7 separate regions of the Mus musculus genome follow, and all the other regions are linked to region 2. The links are chromatin contacts, found by Hi-C in ENCODE. All regions are on one chromosome and are shown on one strand. The core of a region is the stretch at or near the end of the contact, and the rest is flanking DNA. Distances in the headings are between cores, read along the strand shown. Region 1 overlaps Meis1 (Meis homeobox 1). Region 2 holds the start of Gsdma (gasdermin A). Region 3 has its middle 140 kb from the start of 4933406G16Rik. Region 4 holds the start of Etaa1os (Ewing tumor-associated antigen 1, opposite strand). Region 5 has its middle 56 kb from the start of Gm12018. Region 6 holds the start of 4933406G16Rik (RIKEN cDNA 4933406G16 gene). Region 7 has its middle 270 kb from the start of Etaa1.

Region 1 (2,850 bases), core at 234-2,733, about 80 Mb after region 2:
GTTCAGTCCCCATCTCGGTGGTTGGTGCTTCCCTTCCCTTCTTTACCTAGAATAGGCAGACATGGTCCAGACTGCCTCTGCATACTAAACATCATATATAAAGGTGATGCTATGTTAAATAAAATCACTGAGGTGATGCAATGCAAAGACACAGAGCAACTGTCTAGATTCTTCATAGAAGACACTGTCATGATTTTTTATTTCCATACAGCATTTATAATATATAATCATAGCATCCTCTTGTATTTGTATCATGAGGCTTACATTGAGCACATTCAGAAAGTCATGGAAGCATAAAGAATGGTCTTTAAAAGTTAAAGGCTGTTTTCTAAAACTTCAGAAAGTAGAAATTATGACCAACTTGAAGATTATTTGCCTAGTTTTATAGAAATGATCCTTGAAATTTTAATAGACCTCAAATTATCTGGGGATCCTTTTTAAAAAACACAAATTCTGATTCAAGGATAGGGATTTTTAGCAAGCTTCCAATGATGTCCATTTTCTTGGCTCACTGGCGATACCTTACCTAGCCAAGATCTCAGAGACACATGCCAAAAGACAAATATTAAATAGAAAGGTGATTTTTTTCTTGATTTTTATAATTTCCTAACTCTGGTTTAAAATACAGTCATTTTCATTTTATCAGTCAGACCAAGGTGTTTTGTGTTTCTTTTGCAATCCTCAATTATTTTTCAGTGTATAACAACTTCCCTTTGGGTATCAAATAGCTTTCATGAGTATGTCAAACATGCCAAAAGCTTGGCTTCTTTTCACAAAGAAATGAGGGTGGTTTTGTCTGGCTTATTGACAGTGTACTTGGACATTCTGGGCAGATGGAAAGGTTGCAATGATGGTCTAGTTATAGATGAGGCTGTGCTCCCATCTCCCATCAGTGTTCTGGGGATGCTGTCCAGAGCTGGAAGTTAACTGTGGTGTGAGGGCAGAGTGTGCAGTGCTTGTGGACATCCCCACAGTCCTGCTGTATCCCTGGAGACCAATGGCTTTTGTCAGTCCGTAGTCACTACATCAGTAAGTACTGAGGCAGTGACATGTTTTGGGGAGAATTGTATGCATATTTTTCATTTGCTCTGTAGTGAACTTCTGACTTACACGCTTGCACTCTCAAATTTGCACCTACCTGGAAAGTGAGTTGTTTTAAAATATGAACATCTGAAAAGTCAATTCGCCCTAGTTTGGCTAAGATTTAAGGAATTATGATAAGTAACAAGTACCTATTAATCACTGTGGAACAGGTAAATTTTCACTCATTAGGGTCACATACTGGATGGAGTTTCTTGAAATTGGGTCATTTATTTTGGTTGAAGGCATTGAGGATCAAAGGTCACATGGAATCCAAAAGCCATTAGTCAGGGTTCTTTTCTGGAGCCTTTAGATGTCATTGTATGAGTCACCCGTGGTAGCCTGGGCCTGGCCTGCTGTTGTGGACCTGGCAGGGTGCCTACTTTATTTCCAGTTTGCATAGATAAAAAGCAGAGCAGCTACTCTTGGAATCACTATAAAAATAAGCTTACATAAAATCTCCATTTGAAATACAGTATGCCTGTGCCCCTGCAAGCTTCCTCTCAGGGCAGTGTGGGATCTAGACATTGACAACAGGGAGAGACTTGCATTTCATAGCAATGCAAATTGTCCTTTGTTTAGGTGTACGAATTTATCCTTCCTCATGGAATTATTGAAGACCTGACCTTCTTAAAGAATTGTAATGATAAGCCACAGAGCCATACATTTTAATTTATTAATAGCAAATAAAAATCAAGGAATCAACTTAACCAGTGGTGTGTGTGTGTGTGTGTGTGTGTGTGTGTGTGTGTGTGTAGCTATTCCCTCTTGCTAAGACGGAGACAACTTGGCAGTACTGAGTTATGAGTAGCAGAAGTACTGGGCAAGAGATTTTGTCCAGTCAGTTCATTTACTTTCCCCATTGAGCCCTGTGCGTATCAGGCCCACACCCTGAAGTGAAAACACCATCAATTACCATGATGACAGGCACCCACTACTTACTCTCTGAAAGTTATTTGTATTTGACTAGAAACTGTAAGCACTCAGCAACATTCATCACATGAGGGTTCAAAACAGACTGAGTAAATATTGGACTGAATTTCTAAGCAGACATGCATGAAATGGCATGGATTTGAATTTTTAAAAATTGAGCTCTAAGCAAGCATCCCATTTGACCTAAACAGATTATTATTGACTAGTTAATTTGCATGTGATCCTACAATGAATACTTGTATCCCAATTTTACAGATGAAGGAAAAGGACAGAAAGGATTAGAGAGCTAAGAGAGATCTCTCTATACAGTGAAGCAGGGGCCATAATTTCCAACCTCCTGGAGCTCTCTACTTCCATGCCCTGACATTAAAAGTTATCACTTGTTTTTGTTCTTGAAATTGCCTCGCATGCACACTTAATAGATGAACATGGAGCCAGGCATCCCTATGACCTCACTGGGGCCCTGGCTTTGCCACAGTCACTAAAGCATTAACACCATGGTTAGATGGTCGCCAGACCCCTGGCCCTTTACATGGAATTTAAAGTATCCCTAGATGTTTCTGGTTTTGCTCCAAGAACATCAGGTGTGTGTGTGTGTGTGTGTGTGTGTGTTGATGGGTTTGTGTTGATGGTGGGATTAATGTTGGGCCCTTCTCCAGGAAAGCCATATTTTTATTTGATTTGATAAGAATTATCCTCATCAGCCTAATCCCACCACACAGGGGCTAAAATACTTGAAAGCACTGTGCCATAAATTATGGTTAAACTTAACCAAGGAATTACAAGGTAAATAGAGTCACTGAAATTTCTCTGTATAAGTTCAACTGCTTGGCGAGG
Region 2 (2,700 bases), core at 197-2,696:
TCTTCACAGAACAGAGCCCAGTTAGAGTCTGTCATCAGCAAGGGAAGGGAAGTGTCCTGTCACACTAAGGGACAGTTGAAACTAGGACCTGTGGACACTAGGGAAAGAAGCAACCGCACTGGGCCCAGGAGCCTGGGCAGTCAGAGCTGGGCAGCTTCCCCAGTTGCCCTTTCCTTGGCAAGGCTACACTTGTTTGCACCCTCCATTTCCTTCCCACCCACCTCCTAGCAACACCAGTATAAGTGGGCAAATTTCCTAGTTCCTCTCTCCCAACTACTTCTTTGCCTTTGTTAGTTCTGCTTACGATATATCCCCTTTCCAATAGAAAGAATTCGTATTTGTCCTATAAGACTCAACTGAAGGACTGGAGAGATGGCTCAGCAGTTAAGAGCACAGACTGCTCTTCTGGAGGTCCTGAGTTCAAATCCCAGCAACCACGTGGTGGCTCACAACCATCCATAATGAGATCTGAGCTACAGTGTACTTATAATCAATCAATCAATCAATCAATCAATCAATCAATCTTTGGACTCTGAGCAAGCAGGACTGGAGTAAGAAGGAAAAAAAAAGACTCAACTCATGTCACCTGCTCACCCCTTTACTCCTTTGGGCATTTTGGTGACTCTGCCTGCATTCCCAAGGCATCTTGTATATCCACTTCTGAAACACCTGCTAATTCATCTTGTTACCATCCATCTGTTCACCTGACTGCCTTGCCTACTCAACTGTGACTTTCCTGAGGGCAGGAAATGGGCCTGAGTCACCTCTACAGCATCAGCACCATGTCTGGTAGAAACAAGGATAGAAAGAGTGAGCTTGGTCCTGGGAGACATGCTGGAGGGAGAGGGACCAAGAGGATGTGGGGCCTGCAAGGATCACAAGTTTGACAGTTTAGGACTCTGTCTTTGAAGTCGAGGTATCTCACCTGGGGATCCAGGAGACACACCCAGGTTTTCCTGGTGGGTGGAAGAGATCAGACACATCAGCTAGCCTCCATGGGCCTCACCTTTCTGTAGTACTTGACAGAGGCAGGGAAACAGGAAGGAGCACACAGAGATGTTGGGGCCATCCTGCCATCTACAATATACTTTCCAGCCCTTGTTCCTGGAAGGGTTGGGATGGCCTATGTCCCTCCAGAGACCAACTGAGTGTACCTAGAAGGACCTACCCTTCACCAGAGTGGCACTCAAAGGGCTGCCTCTCTTCTCTCTAAGGCCTACTATGAGTCCTACCCCCAGTAAAATGCAGGGAGATTTATGGCCATGATAAAGGATAAGAAATCCCATGCCCATTTGGCCCCAACCTTCCCCTGGTTCCCCAGAATGTCCCCCTGCCTCCTCAGCCATCATTGATCTTACCAGGGAAGGGTGATGCTGGATCCTGTCTGGCAGCTGGTGTGTGGTGAGGAACCAGAGCTCGTTCTGTCTATAGGGTGAGGGAATGACTGGCTGTCCTTTATCAGGACTGGCTGCTTTATGCCTCCATGGAGGCGGGGATGTAAGCTCCCACAGACCCCGCCTCCCACAATGACCCCACCCCTTTTTGTTCCACTTCCAGGAGAACAGCATCAACCTGTTTGAAGTGCCCCGCCTCAGGTCCTGTGGGGGTGGGTAAAAAGATGCCAGGCAGGTGTCTGTGTTGCTGGGGCTGAGACAGAAAGAAGGGGGACTGAAAGTTTGCTTATAGACTGGGGAGGAAGGGAGGCAGTGGGAATTGGCTGTGTGCGTGTGTGTATGCACTTATGCTTATTTGTGTGTGAGTGTGCATGTGAGTGTGTGTGTGTGTACTCATGCATGCGTGTAATTGTGTGCAGGGGTGATACAGGGTGGATCACTGCCCTGATGTCATCTGGAAGCACCTGCCATTCATCTGAGGCCTTGTGGAAATGATAAGTGATAAGAAATCCTGTATGTTCAGGGACTACAGGCAGCAGAGCAGCTGAAAATCTGCCCTTCAACTTTGTATGCATCAGCCTGCTGATTCTTACCTCTCTCTATGTGTATATGTGCCTTGGCTACACATGCATAACTTGGTACCAGTATGCACAGAAGTCTGAGGAGGCAGGATAGAGTGAGCTCATATGGCCTTCTATAATTTGGAAGCATCTCTAAGTATATGGAATATATGCTCACACACAGGCAGAGGTGGATCTCAGCGGTGAGATGACGGACAGCCCAGGATGTATGCTGTGGGCGTTCAGCTGTCTCCCTGTAGGTCATTCAGGAACTTTCTCTCTCTCTCTCTCTCTCTCTCTCTCTCTCTCTCTCTCTCTCTCTCTCTCTCTCTCTCTCTCTCTCTCATGTTAGTGCACTGCTGCTCTCTTCAGACATACCAGAAGAGGACTACATATTCTATTACTGATGGTTGTGAGCCACCATGTGGTTGCTGGGATTTGAATTCAGGACCTCTGGAGGAGCAGTCAGTGCTCTTAACCTCTGAGCCATCTCTCCAGCCCCCATTATCTTATTAAAGTTGCTCCTTGGAAATCACTTAAAAGAGGATTCTACACACACAGGCAGGTCTCTAAATTACAATTTATGTGATTTACTGCAAGGCCATATGAAGAAGCAGTTTCCTGGAGATTTCCTTAGGGACTGGTAGGAGTGAGGAAAGAGTCTCACACTCTGCAAAAATATCTTTAAAACTTTATTACTTTACTTTCTCAGAATCCTTCCACACTTTGTTCTGCCTCTCTGGTCC
Region 3 (2,700 bases), core at 185-2,684, about 79 Mb after region 2:
CCTTGGCCTCTCTAAGGAAAGCAAGTCTCTGGAGACCTTTTTGAAACACACCAATTCTATTCCCAAGAGATGCAAATGCAAAAGATGAACATCCTACTGCTAATGAGGAAAAGCTGGGCCTCCTCTGAAGAACCTGTGCAGTGAGATGCTATGGATATCTTAAGGGGACTACAGAGGTAACTCAGGGGTTTAAGAGTCCCTCTTGAAACTATCCTGGGTTTAGTTTCCAGTACCCACATGGTAGTTCACAACTGTCTGTAACTCTAATCCCAGAGGCTGGACATCTTCTGGTCTTCATGGGCCCCAGGCACACATGTAGCAAAATACTCATGCACATACAATAAATATATCTAAAAATTTTAAAAGACATTTTAAAATAACATTTAATTTAATGTATTTAAATATAATGAAAGTAGAAAATGTTTATTAATAAGATGCTTGGAGTATATAGTTATGTTCAAATTTAATAACAGAATAAAATAATAGGAAAAATACTTTTTAAAGAATCTTGATCTACAAAAAGTGTTTCTAAGCAGTAAATAAAAGTGATTTGCTTTTTACTTTCCCTAATATCTTCATAATAAAATCATTTAATCTGTTAACAGTTATCAAAGGAAGATAGTCTAGTTTTTAATCTATTTAATATGACATTTTGGGAGCTGGTAGCATTCATTCATACAAGAGTGATACCACACAGGGTAGCAGAAGCATGCCCACAGGCTCCTTTGATCACCCCATGACTCCCTCTCCAGTGAGCAGTCAGTGTGTGTTGAGCATCCATAGATCAACACAATCCAGGATGACAGGGCAGGATTTACAGTTGCTTGTAGATTCTTCTTGACTTGTCTTTGAGACAGACATGGATATGGAAATCACAATTCAGAAAGGCAGAACTGTCACAGTCATGAGCTGTGGAGCCTGGGCCTGAAGTGTGTCTTTTGACTCTCACTACACTAGGCTGCTGACATTTTTAGTGCCCCCCAACAAGAAGACAGCAGAAGACACAACAGGAGTCAGAGAGAAGCCATCTGGCTGGGACTGAGACGTCTGTCCCTCTGTGGCCACCGCTGGATTCCCGTGTGCACATGCCCTCTTCTAAAGTGGAGTTTGCTTAGCTTTAAGCGGGTATATCGCATCCTGTTCCCTCTACTCAAAAGAGAGATATAAAGGGGAGAACAGTTGCCTTCAGCTCCAGATAAATGGCAGAAATTGAACTGGGCAGTGTCTCCCCTGGAATCCTGAGTCCAAAATTCGCAGACAAATCACCCAGTGCAGTGCAGGAGAACAAGAGGAAGTCCATTGTCCTTGCCAGCTGGAAAACTCCCACCCTGCAAGACCAAGGAGCACCATCTCTCCCCAATCAAGACATCCCAGGCATCCCTGCAGCTGCAGCCACAGAAGCCCCCCTCTCCCTCCCTCCCTTCCCGACGTCACCGGTGCACAGCTTTATTTTTTCTGGCCTACATTTTGAAGTCTCTCCACACTGATGGACTAAACTGGAAAGTATAATCCAATTGGCTCCGTCCAAAGCAGATGCCACATAATCACAATCACATTAATAAAGCTGGCGAGGGAATACGAAGAATTTGATGGGGTGGGGGAGGAGACACTAACAACTTCCAGAATGCTGGCACTGAGTACTTTTTTTCTAGAAACAGGTCCCGGGGAAGCCGGCATCCCCATCTTCTACACTTCAAATTGTATAAACTCCAAGAAAAAAAAATTTTTTTGGAGGGCGGGGAGGGTGATGCTTTTATTTTTTTTTGACTTTTTTTTGTTCTGTTTTTGTTTGTTTGTTTTTAGTTCAGATGAAGGGAGAAAAAAGGCAGAGAAATGCTTGCTCAAATCTTTTCAGCACTCGGAGTCTTATTTATGCACGGGGTTTCCAGCTGCACATGACATAAGTCGAGGAAAACTGGCACATCCTCCCACCACAAGTGCAGTAGAGCCGCAAGTTTGGCAAGTTGCTCTCGTTGCCAGATGCCTCTGCTGTTTCTGCAACTATGGATTCAAGGCACTCCAATTTTTTTCCTTGCTGGGAATACTTTCAAAGAAGAACACAATGTTTTGGGTTGCCTGGCCAAAGTTTAGCTGTACTTTTACATCTTTGCCAAACTTCCTGTTTTTAGCAAAAACAATTTATTATCTTGCTAGTTCTTTAGACCCCAGAGGATTTGCAGGCACAAATAACTACTTGATTTCTGTGTCTTTTCTAAAAGAATCTCATTCCTTTTCCCATAATTATCTCATAGATGCTAGGACAGGAACACATTTAACTTTTTGGGCGTGCTACCAAGGTGTAGAAAAGGTTTTAATTATTCAAACCTTTATAGTCTGAACTTTAAAGAACTGACAGTTATTTTTTTGTGTGTGTGGGCAAGGAAAATAATTCTTTTCAGGTGGTTTGGCAAGATTACAGCAGTATGGCATGTGTATCATACAAGCGAGTTTGGCGTCAGTTTGCACTGGGGACTCGAGATTAGATTGGGGAAACTTTATTAATCAGCAGCAATCAAAGAAAACATTCAACCAGACACTATGTGTGTGCATGTGCATGTGGGGGGGGGGGGTGTGTGGGGGGCAGTAATTGGACAGGGCCATGCTGTGTAACACACCTGGGTGTCAAATTCATGATCCTCCTGCCTCAGCTTCCCAAATGCTGGAGCTTATAGGCCTGTAACATCATATTTGGCCCAGTCA
Region 4 (2,700 bases), core at 67-2,566, about 81 Mb after region 2:
TTCTTGTCTCTTTTTCCTTTTTCATTCCATGTCTTAGAGTAAAGGTATCCTCCCTTTGCACAGGCATGTGCCTCCCGCTCTGAGACTAAGGGCATCAGCACTGACTATACACCAGTTTGGGAAGAATTGACTCTTTAACAGTAGTGAGTGACACAGACCACAAACACAGCATAGCCCTTTTTATTTTGGCCTTCAATTTATTTCTAAGGTGTTTTATAGTTCTCTCTGTAGAGTTGGCACTCTTTTGTTTTACTATTTATCGCAAATCATATTCTTTAAAAACTTAGAATTTGGTTTATTACTAATCTATTAAAGCACAATTAACCTCCGAGTTTCACTTTATTTGGGGCATGGAAGAAGGCACAACTACGCTGATGATTCTGTTCAGGACCTAGACCTGTGGTCCTAGCACTGACAAGCTTGAGACAGGAAGACCAGGAGTTCACAGCGAGACTGCATTAAATAAGGAGGCAGGGCACACATAAGACACTGTCTGAAAAACAAAAAGACAGACACACTTCATGATAAGGAAACTGGAGTGTTACAGATATAAAACCAAATAATCTTTATGGCTATCTTTAGTGCCCTAAGTAGCCATTAAGGACCCAGCTGTCAGGATTGGCATCCTGAAGGCTAGCAGGTAAAAACTTTGGAATGCACTGTTACCAGATCACTAACTTCCATCAACGAAAGGATGGGTCTCATAAATTATATCCTTACCTAAAGCCTATGGACGAATCATCTCCTGCTTTGCTGTAACCCACCTACTACCTGTTGTCCCCAACAAAGCGCCTGGCAAATGCTTTGTTTTTTGTTCTGTGACTGTTAAAGTCTGTGCGATTGCTTTTATATTGAAACATGTTTTTAGGCCAACCTGAATCAATGCTCCCTGGCCATGGAAATTATTACTTGATTCAAAATAAACACTATTTTATTCCTACTAAGATGACAGCTCTGTTTTGCATGTACAGTTTCCAGCGACTGTTAGTTTATTAAATTAATACGTTTTCCTACATTTTGGAGCTACGCACATAACAGAACATCTATGAACTATTGCGTTTATTACCTCCTAAACTATAGTCTTTATTTTCTCATATTATCGAATAACACACCATCATTTGAATCTTAGAAATAATCAATTAAATTTTAAATTCAATAAGAATCTGTCATTGTATATGAACTCTTTACTGTCTCACATACCAAGTTCCTGTCACAGATCCAGAAAAGGGTCCTGCAGTTCCTGCTAAGTTGGACGAGTCTGATGGTAGACCTCAGAAAACTCCTGTTTCCTCAGCCCTGGCCGCAGCCTTCTAACCCCGCCCCTCACACTGACGCAGCCAATCCGCACCATGCGTAGTAACCCGCCCCTAGACGGAGGCAGCCAATTAGAAGCAGCGTATTTTGCGCGCCCGACTTGCAAAGATGGCGCTGCACGGTGGCGCGCGGGCTCTCTGTCGAGCAGTTGCCCTGCTCCGCTGTAGCAAAATGTGAATGCAGCTGAAGGACGGTGGCACGGGAATGAGTCGGCGAAGGAAGCATGCGGACAGCCCTGCCCGGAGGAGCACGCCGCACAGGGCGGCTGCTAAGAACTGCCGCCCGGCGGCAGAGCCGTGGCTGCGGGAGTCCAGGGCGGCCTGCAGCTCCCAGCTCCGCCGGGCGGGAACGCGGTCTGCGCGGCGGGCGCAGCGGCAGGCAGCGGCTGACGGCGGGCGCAGTCCCCGGGGTGAGGAGAGGGCGGGGAGCGGAGCCTGGCGGTGCAGACCGGGCGGGAGGCCTGGGGCTGCAGAGCCGAGTCCGGTAAACCGGGCCTTTTCTGAACGTCTGGTTGTGGGCGGGGCCTGTGCCGTGGACTGTGTTCCGGAAACTGGGCACCTACGCTGGTTGTTGTTGTTTTCCTCGCTGTTTTGTTTTGCAAAAAGGGCCACCTCAGAAACCGTAGTGTGCTCCCGGAACTTGCTAGGTGTAACATCCGGTTAGCCCAGCAAACCGATGGCGCGTTCATTTCTGTAAACTTGGAGTTAAGAGATATCTATCCCAATAAGGACCAAACTCATAACCTCTATCCTAGGGTGTGTCCGTAAAATACAATGTCTGTTACCTTGCTTGTTTCTGCTATGAATAAAACGAGGCTGGGAAAGAAAAATAACATTGTAAACCTTCAAGTGATTCTAGACAGAGCTTCCCTAGAAACAAATCACTATTGGTTTTGGGGTGTATGGAGTAAAAAAAAAATTGGGTCGAGTTTACAGGAGGGGCCTTGTGAGAGTTTAGCTTGGCTTTCTGTTTGGATGCATTTCCTGTACATCTGCTGACGTCATGGAGGTACCTAAAGCCTGGTGATAGTAATTCAGTGATCAGATGGTATCATTCCTGGGCCTATGGAATTTTCAAAGAACACTTCCTAACTACAGTGCTAAACTTATGAAGTATTAAGATATTATTTTCATTGAAACATTTCTATTGTGGTTAAAGTAACTGTCTTTAGGAGACAAGCTTTGTATTGGACATGAAAATTAATTGTTTGACTTTAGCTTTTATGAAGTAACGTAACACTTAGAAGCAATGATTGTCATCTTATGCAGGAAAGGAGACGCCAGTACAAATCGTGAAAATGGATTTATTATCCTGTACCTTCAGTTCTCCAAATGATCCAGATGGACAAACTGATATCTTCTGGGATCAAAATTCTCCAATGACAAA
Region 5 (2,915 bases), core at 234-2,733, about 81 Mb after region 2:
GCAAAAGAAAAGAAACAAACAAAAATGCATATTCTCAATGTGTTAAAAGTTTCTCCTAAAATGTTCTTGGCATGTTCACTTTTACCAAAATATTTTATAATTCACTAAAATTTAAATTTGCCTTTAAGACAGCCATTTTCCTTAGATTAGAGAAAATTACGATGACATTGATTGGATTAAATATTCACTTGTGTTATTAAAATCACTGTGAAAACAAACAGACCTATTCAAATGTCTAAAACCTTTGGAAGAGACTGGCTTCTGCAATGTAAATCAAGGGTGAAAATCTGGCTGATTTAATTTAAATTTTAACTGATTTTAAAATGCTGTCTTCTTTAGAGATTGAGTTTCAAAAAGTTGATTCTAAAAACTGACAGATCTTTTATGAATATTTGGGAAATTATCTTTAGCTTTTTTGTAGCCCATCAAAAAGGCAAAAGAATCATAATCGGCATTTTGTTAGTCTATGTGGTGATATAACCGAATCCCTCGGAAAGAACAGACGGAAAATGGTAGCTATTATTAATTTAGAAAGACAAAGCAAAGCCCGGCATTTCAGTAATGTGGAGAGTTGTGTGCTCTTGGAGGAGAAAGGGTTTTGTAATTGGATTTTGAAGTAATTTAGAAGACGAGATAAGACGTAATGGTTGTGTATTAGAGGTTAGAATGACAACAGAAACCCATAATGTGAGGGTTCATTGAACTGGGAAAAAAATACAACAACAAAGAAACGCAGCACTGACGGAAAATGGCCTGAGCGGGAAGCAACAAGGTGAGTATGTGAAGGCCAGAAGGACCCATTCTGAGTAGGCAGGTCAGTCAGCAAGTAGCTGGAGCAGCAGACAGGCCGACAGCAGGATGCTGCTCCTTTCTGCAGTCACCTCTCAGCCCACCACCCCACTCCCACCTCCCCAACACACATCCTTTTTCCTACTGGAGAATTTTCTCCTGTCTTCTCTCCTGTCAGTCATCACCTTGGCTCCTCAGCTCTGTCACCGGCTGGCTCCCAGGTTCTCTGAGGAGATGTCCTGTGACAGTGGCTAAGCTCTCCTACCAGCAGCCATGCACTCAAAGAGCCAGGGCAGCCGACCAGACCTGCCTATCCACATCTGTGGAAACTCATACCCTTAGCACACTGGGGAAGACAAAGAAGACTCAAACAGGAAAATGAAATCCTCCTGCCTTTACAGCCCAATATTCAGTTGAAGTCTTGGGCAAGTAAATAACTTATCTTTATTTTTTAAAATCTCTTTTCAAAGGACACAGTCGCCTAAGCTCCAGATCCCAAGATAGGCCTCGGATGAGTAGCTATTTTGGAACAAATAATTCAAGTATTGGCATTAATCAGAAGAGCTGGCTTCTACAATCAGAGGGCTATTTCTAGCTGGGAGGCTGTTTCCTGCAGGACTGAATTGCTTCCCGGTTGCCGGCACTTGGCTACCCCCTGCTGGGCAGGAAGCTAAGGGCCTGCAGATCACACCATTATGCTCCAGGGTCATCTCCCTGCAAGGCCTGGGACAGAATCCACTTACTACCTGTCAAATTGTTATCACACATTCTTGACATGAGGCTGAAGTGTGAAGTTCCCTTCCATTGCCTAAGAGGTGTTAAAGATTTTTTGTCCTTCCTTCCAAGCTCTTTGTATGCCGGTTTAAGCAGAACAAATCTATTTATTTCTTTGTATGTGTGTGTGACGGTGAGTTTATTAAAAGCACACCCATAACTTGTAAAATAAAATGATGGCATGCTTTGTTTAGCATGAAAAGTGTGCTTGCTTAAACCTCATTTTAAGCCTTCGGTGAGTGAGTCCCTTCATCTTGAGGCAGAAGACATGGATTGTGCGATGAAGACACCAGGCTTTGGCTGAGTGGCCTGGAATGAAGCCTGGTCCTGAGTTTTCTTCTCAAAGCAGCTTATCAATCACTGAAAAAACAAAACAAACAGACTAACAAAAAACAAAAAATAGCCACAAAATGAAGCACGCTTTGGCAAATATAAGATGTGAAAACCAAGTTTAATCAGATCAAGTTTTCAAATACAGATGAATGTGTTTGAATTGTCATTCAAAGTATTTTAACAAAACCCGAACTGAAGGAAATTTGTTGCTGTACTTTTAATGCATATACATTGCTAAGACAGGAAGCCACAGGCACATTTGGAAGACATAGCTTAAAAGTGACTTTAATAAAAAATGGGTAAAATGCAAGGGATTTTTAATTTTTTTAATTCAAAATAAGTAAAATCAGAAGGGATTAGGTGACATCAGGGCAGTGACAGGGAGGAACACGTGAACAGAGGGAGCTTTCAATGACTCAGTGACCCAAGTGTGGCTTTCACACTCTCTCAGTTCTTATTCTGACTTGGGTTTTTTTATTTCACTCATTTTGCAGATGAGGCAGACACTCCAGAGCAATCAAGCAAGAGCTGCCTGTGTAGCACCAGACAGACAGCATCTGTGTACATGAGGCACAAAAGTCAAGGCATACGGTCTAAAGGTACAGCAAGCCTTCTTGCTCTTACCCATGCAAAGTTAGAACCCAGTCTATTCACTGACAAACTTACAAAGGAGTAGGAGGTTTCTATATTCATTGTGCAAGTGTCAGAACACTTAAACTCTAAACCAGAGGCAGCTGCAGAAGTAAATATTAATATTTCTTTCTGTTGGAAGGGAATAAACAAGTGAAGATTTTATTAAATTTCTAGCTGTTTGGGTCCTGTGTTGTGGCTCAAATTAAGGCTGACACTATTTCCAAGTGAGGCTGGCCTTCAGCCGATGATGGTGCCTTCAGCCGTAAAAACCAGTGCAAGAACTAACTGGAGATTTTACTGTACCAGGAGGAGAGTCAGATCTCAAGGATGTGGTACACAATTCACACCTTTACTTAATTGTAAACTCTCATGATTTTTTAATGGTG
Region 6 (2,828 bases), core at 326-2,825, about 80 Mb after region 2:
AAGCAATCTAAATGACATTTATTACACATGCAAAAAAAAAAAAAAAAAAGCCTTTCAACCCCTATTGAAAATAATACATATTGTTTTGTTACTATCTTATTAACATTCAAAATCTTGGTTTAATGTTGAAAGTAAATCGTCTGGCAGGTATAAAAAAATCTGCTCTGCCATGATGCAGACATATGAGCAGGAGACATGCTTCCTATAGCATCAGGTTTATGATCTTCCTGGTCACACTCTGTGGTCATCGCAGAGCTTTGACTGAAATTCTGCAAGTGTCTGTTTCTCTGCTAACACACAAATCCAAAGCTGGGGATAATCATACTCTGTATTTTTCTTTTCATGAAAATATTTTTTTCCATACTGTGGATTCTAACTCCCCCTTCCTCCCAGTTCCTCTCCACCCGCCCCCTCCCATCTGGATCCACACCCTTTCTGTCTCTCAGTAAAAAAAACAGTCAAAATAATAAAATAAAATAAATGGAAAACAATTGGAATGGAACAAAACAACAAAACGAGAAAACAAAACCAACCAAACAACAAAGTAAAAGCATAGCAAACACATATAGATCCAGAGACACATGTTAGCACATACAAGAATACCATAAAACCCAAACTTGAAAGTCATGATATATATGCAAAGAACTCATAAGGTAGAGAGGAAAGGCCCTGCCAGCATTATGAGACAGAGAACCTGTAACGTGGCTGTTGAGTTTGTTTTGTGCTAGCCATTCCCGGCTAGGCATAGGGCCTACCCTGCCGAGTGGTTTGTTTCCAGTGAGACTCCCTTCCAAAAAAACCATCTTTTCATTCATAAGTGGTTATTGCTTGCAGATAGCTTCTAGGTTAGGGATGGGGACATTTGTAAACTTTCTCTTTCAGCTGTAGACCCCATCTGGTTGCAGACTCAAGCAGGTCCTGTTCATGCTACTCTGGTACTGTGAGATCCTGTGGGCCTCAGCCCTGTTGTGTCCAGAAGGCCTTGATTGCTTGGTGTCCTCCATTTCCTCAGCTCTCACACTCTTTCTGCCTCCTCTTCCACAGAGTTCCTTGAGCCACGAGGAGAGAGATTTGATAGAGGCATCACTTTGAGGGCTAAGTGTTCCAAGGTTTTTCACTCTCTGCAAATTGTTTGGCAATAGGTCTCTATGTGTTGCCATCTGCTGCAGGAGGCAGCTTCTCTAACAATGGTTGAGCAAGGCACAGATCTATGAGTACAGCAGAAGTCATTTTAGCTACACTCCGTCAGCAGCGCAGTAGAATTTGGTTTTCCTCTGTGCCCATGGGCTATCTAGTCTAACTAGGTTATCTAGTTCTTGGTCACCTAAACAGCCTTGAGCATCGGTTCCATTTCATGGAGTATGCCTTAAGTTAAATCAGATTCTAATTTACTGCCACAAGATTTGTGTCACTATCACACCGGTGTCCAAGTCACTCTTGTACACTGAAGAGTTTGGAGCTGGGTAACATGCAGAGTATGTTCCAGGACCATGAGCACTAGTCCACAGGGGTAGAGGCTCTAAGTGGGAACCACTTGACTTCTCTGTGTTCAATGTAGGTGGTAACTTCTGCAATAGGGTTCTGATATCAGTTTGTTGAGGGTTAAAAATAAGCCTTGGCAACAGCCTGAGCTATTTGTTGGGGGAGGGGCATGGAACCCCTTTGGATAACAATTCAATTAGATGTAACTCATTCCATGTATTGGAAGCTTCATTGGGTGATAAGAGATGTGTTTTGGGGCTCTGCCTTCCCTGTTATTTGGTGATTTCATTTACATTGCATATATATATATATATATATATATATATATATATATACCATCTTGTGTGTGTATATATATATATATACACACATATATATATATACATACATATGCATATAGATTGCATTCTCATATAATCACCTACATGTACATGTAGATGTACATACACATATGTATCAACTTATTATATATATATATGTATATATATATATATACACACATATATTACATTATATGAAGCTTCTACTACATTAGGCTTCCATACAACCCCTCAAATGGCCCACAGTTTTAGCTAGCCCCCACTAACGTCTCTTCCCTTCTTCTCCCTTTTAATCCCCTCATTCCAGTCTCCCCACCTTATCCATCTGTAACTGTTTATTGTATTTCCTTTTCCTAGGGAGATCCATCCCTCTCCCTTAGTCCCTTACTGTCAATCTAACCATCGTGGTTATAACTTCTGTGGTTATATAGATTGTAGCATGCTTATCTATGACATAACAGTCAAAATTCACATACAAGAGAATATTGTATTTGTCTTTCAGGGTCTGGGTAACACATTCAGGATGATATTTTTCTAGTTTCATCTGCTTACCTGCAAATTTCAGAATTTTATTTTTTTAATGGCTTCACTCTATGAATGTGCCACACTTTCTTCATCCAGTCATTCACTGACAGACATCTAGGTTGTTTCCAATTGCTGGCTCTTATGAACAGAGCAGCAGTGAACACGGTTGAGCAAGTCCTCTGTGGTATGTAGTGTCCTTTGAGTACATGCCTAAAAGTGGTATGACCAAATCTCCAGGCATATCAATATCCTGATGAACCTCTGCTCTGATCTCCATCATGGCTGTAGAGTTTGCAGTCCTCCAGCAACGAATGAGTGGTCCTTTGTTCCACATTCTCACTAGCATGAGAATTTTTTTCTTAACACAACAGTTCAAAGTCCACACAAGCTTTTCATCTGGAGGTCTTTAAATACATAAGAAATATTTTTAGTTTGCTAGTTTTAAAACTATAGGGTAGAAGTTGGTAAATCCAAAAAAAAAAAAAAAGCCCACAGTTTTCA
Region 7 (2,749 bases), core at 119-2,618, about 81 Mb after region 2:
TCCATTGTGGCTTATGTTAGTTAGGTTCTTAATGCTATTATTGTAGTAGTGGGGCTTGCTTGCTCTGCACACTTAAAGTCTTGAAGAAAGTGGAATCCTAGTTTCACTGGCTGCATTATCTTAAATTGCTTTCGTTTCTGTGAGCATCTATTTCTTCACCTATAACCTCAGCATCTTACTTTGCTGCTCACTCATATCATTATCACTGGGAGGACCAGCAGATTCAACATTTGCTCTTAGCCAAAGGCAGAGAAGAGATGATCAGTGAACTAAAACAGCCGAGGAGCTATGTCACTCATACTAGAAGAGGCATAAATGTTACAAGTTATTATGATGATATTGCCAATGAGGCTAAATAGCCTTTAAATACCACTCTACATTAGGGCCAAGATTCCCCCAAAGGAGCAAGAACTGGTCATATTGAGTTGAACCTGATAATCTGCATTGAGAAATACAGCTGATAAATCACAGTCCGAAATTAGCCAGGTGCAGAGAAAAGAAGGGTTGGGTAGGAGGAAAGATGAAGCAACGCCTTTAATGCCAGTAAGAAATATGCCATGCACCAGTACTAGAGTAAATGGTAGAGCTGGAGAGAGGTAATTGGTGGTATCACCCGTGCATTGTGGCTAAAACAGAAGGATTGTGTGGTCAGGAAAGAATCCCTCTCCAGGGACCTCCAGGCCTCATAGAACAGACAATAAAAAGTCTTTCCCGAGACATGGTGCAGATTTGTCCTTTTGCCTCAGAAGGAAAAAAGAAAAAGAAAAAAGGATGATACTACTAGCTGTAAGCAATTAAAGGTCAATTCAGAGAAGAATTAGAAAAGTGCAGTTTCTGTTTTGGAATCTCTCTCTCTCTCTTCTTTTTTCTTTTTCTTTCTTACTTTCTTTCTTTCTTGTTGTCTTTCTTTTAACAAAAACATTATATAAGTACATCCTTCTTATCTGCCAGGTTGGTTATCAGAAAAACACTTGTTGTACATTTTAATTGGGGCCTTCTGAACACATGATGCTGTGACTCGAAGTGGCTATATCAATAATGGGAGTGATTCAGAGTTCCCAGGCAGCCAGAGGACTATTTCAGGCTCTTAATCCTCCTGCCAAATAGGGTATAGGCCAAAATAGTTCTTTTGCATTTATTTCAGGGTTTTAATCTCATATGCAACTGAACCCCATTAAATGCCGTTTCCCAGGCTCAGTCCTTGCTTTCCAGGCAGTTTAGCATACATGTGCCTGACTTACCACTTCCTGTCTGGGAAGGGTATTGACTGCCCGGAACCACAAATAGCACCTCCTTTCCAAGATTCTTGCTCCAACCCAAGAGCTGTCAATCTGTTTCTGGTCTCAGCCTCAGGGGCTGCCTAGCAGGATAGGCAGGGTAGTTGGGGCAAAACTCAGCAGCTTTTTGCTCTACTGCCAAGCACAAAAGTGGGCTTTCCATGGCTGCTCCTCAGTCTCATTTCTAATCACTCACCATGGAAGGTAATGGAAAAGTGCCTGAATTACAAAGATTCTCATTTATTACCCTGGCTGCTCCCCCACAAAGCATCTCTTCTCCCCTTTGGCAAGAAGAGATCACTATTGACGCTTTTAGAAGGCCCTGGGCCCCTCTCAATTATTGGTGTAATCTCTCCCTATTCTGGAAGCAGAGTTCTTTTCTAAGTAGATTTTTTAGAAAGTTAAAAGCTAGTCTTTGCTTTATTCATTGAAATGACTTCATGGGCTAATGTATTCTCCTGTCAGTATTTTTCATCAGTTCAGCAACATCTGCAGGATATGAAAAAAAGCAGAAAGCAGATGTTTGCAAAAGGTAGTTTCACCAAGCCTCCTTACCATAATTATTGCAGCACCACATCCCCATTTTATGGCACCTCTCTTATATTCATATGCTGTTAACTTGTCCTGTAGAAATTAAAACTGGTGTATTTCAGTTCCTTCTAAACAGATTTGCCACCTTAAAAAAAATAATTGACAGATATCTTCCATTAAATCCAAATTTCCTTTATCAAATCTTCGAGGGGAAAATAGATTAAGAAGATGTAGATATTTATCTCAACCTTCACTCATTTACACTCATTTAGTTAATTAGCACTTAATTACACTGTCAAAGGGGAAAATGTTACAATGGTCAGGACAGAGTGGTCCCCACCCCTAGGGCCCATGCTTCTTTTAAAAGGCAGACCTTTGCTTAGTGCCAGCTTGCTCCTATGTGAAACATTTGTAATGATTACTTGACAAGGGGTGCAGATCTGAGATTGTGCAAGAGAGAGCCATCACTCACTAAAGCCCAGCTGTAACTCCCAAACTGGAGCAACAGTGCCCCCCAAAGCAAGTTGCCAGAAGCAGCCAGAGAACAAACCCTGAGCTGCCCAAATGACTATTTTTTTTATAAGCCAAGGAACTATTTTAAGAACTGCTGGCCGAACCCGCAGGCTCTATCACAACCAGATGAGCATTCCAACCAAGCTGGGGAGCGGTGGCTGGAAACAGAGACTGTTTCCACCTATTTTAACCCAGACGCCACAAATTCTCTAAGGAGGAATGGAGGCGGGAGTGGAGATAGAGCAACAGAGACATAGTAGAAAAGTGGACAACTTTAGAAGTTTGTCAGACTTGAAGCAACAAAATATAATCAGCTTAACGAATAAATCGTATTAACTGAAATGCAATTGAAACTCTGCTTGTCATCGGGGTTTCTCCATCTTTTAACAAATGGCAATGGTTTTTGGTCTCACAGGTTCCTTGCCAAG

What was found. A loop is a pair of places that touch in the nucleus more often than their neighbours do.
Region 1: a loop to region 2 is called in a map of regulatory T cell, with 22 times the contacts of the local background. The contact joins the enhancer-like site here to the promoter of Gsdma in region 2. A Hi-C loop is called at or near these places in 2 of 37 maps with a recorded cell type or tissue (T-helper 1 cell and regulatory T cell).
Region 3: a map of T-helper 17 cell shows a loop between it and region 2 (17-fold over the local background). The contact joins the enhancer-like site here to the promoter of Gsdma in region 2. A Hi-C loop is called at or near these places in 3 of 37 maps with a recorded cell type or tissue (T-helper 1 cell, T-helper 17 cell and T-helper 2 cell).
Region 4: a loop to region 2 is called in a map of T-helper 17 cell, with 28 times the contacts of the local background. The contact joins the promoter of Etaa1os here to the promoter of Gsdma in region 2. A Hi-C loop is called at or near these places in 4 of 37 maps with a recorded cell type or tissue (T-helper 1 cell, T-helper 17 cell, T-helper 2 cell and 1 more).
Region 5: a loop to region 2 is called in a map of T-helper 17 cell, with 33 times the contacts of the local background. The contact joins the enhancer-like site here to the promoter of Gsdma in region 2. A Hi-C loop is called at or near these places in 2 of 37 maps with a recorded cell type or tissue (T-helper 1 cell and T-helper 17 cell).
Region 6: a loop to region 2 is called in a map of regulatory T cell, with 22 times the contacts of the local background. The contact joins the promoter of 4933406G16Rik here to the promoter of Gsdma in region 2. A Hi-C loop is called at or near these places in 2 of 37 maps with a recorded cell type or tissue (T-helper 17 cell and regulatory T cell).
Region 7: a loop to region 2 is called in a map of T-helper 17 cell, with 36 times the contacts of the local background. The contact joins the enhancer-like site here to the promoter of Gsdma in region 2. A Hi-C loop is called at or near these places in 2 of 37 maps with a recorded cell type or tissue (T-helper 17 cell and T-helper 2 cell).

Annotation. Positions count from the first base shown.
Region 1 is chr11:18,926,109-18,928,958 of GRCm38, reverse strand. All of the region lies in intron 8 of Meis1 (Meis homeobox 1), which reads left to right. Among named protein-coding and RNA genes, the nearest start is that of 8430419K02Rik, 50 kb to the right of the region's middle. Within about 2 kb of position 1,483, at least 1 of the 3 ENCODE cell types and tissues checked has a DNase peak (open chromatin) inside an H3K27ac peak, as active enhancers do.
Region 2 is chr11:98,663,097-98,665,796 of GRCm38, reverse strand. Gsdma (gasdermin A) reads right to left here and starts at 1,446. Exons shown (of 12, transcript NM_021347.4): 1 at 1,359-1,446.
Region 3 is chr11:19,203,457-19,206,156 of GRCm38, reverse strand. No RefSeq gene overlaps it. Among named protein-coding and RNA genes, the nearest start is that of 4933406G16Rik, 140 kb to the right of the region's middle. Within about 2 kb of position 1,434, at least 1 of the 3 ENCODE cell types and tissues checked has a DNase peak (open chromatin) inside an H3K27ac peak, as active enhancers do.
Region 4 is chr11:17,952,586-17,955,285 of GRCm38, reverse strand. Etaa1os (Ewing tumor-associated antigen 1, opposite strand) reads right to left here and starts at 1,316. Exons shown (of 3, transcript NR_131915.1): 1 at 1,201-1,316. Etaa1 (Ewing tumor-associated antigen 1) reads left to right here and starts at 1,411. Exons shown (of 6, transcript NM_026576.4): 1 at 1,411-1,723; 2 at 2,583-2,700. The coding sequence starts at 1,492.
Region 5 is chr11:18,150,504-18,153,418 of GRCm38, reverse strand. No RefSeq gene overlaps it. Among named protein-coding and RNA genes, the nearest start is that of Gm12018, 56 kb to the right of the region's middle. Within about 2 kb of position 1,483, at least 1 of the 3 ENCODE cell types and tissues checked has a DNase peak (open chromatin) inside an H3K27ac peak, as active enhancers do.
Region 6 is chr11:19,064,022-19,066,849 of GRCm38, reverse strand. 4933406G16Rik (RIKEN cDNA 4933406G16 gene) reads right to left here and starts at 1,575. Exons shown (of 5, transcript NR_046037.1): 1 at 756-1,575.
Region 7 is chr11:17,685,487-17,688,235 of GRCm38, reverse strand. No RefSeq gene overlaps it. Among named protein-coding and RNA genes, the nearest start is that of Etaa1, 270 kb to the left of the region's middle. Within about 2 kb of position 1,368, at least 1 of the 3 ENCODE cell types and tissues checked has a DNase peak (open chromatin) inside an H3K27ac peak, as active enhancers do.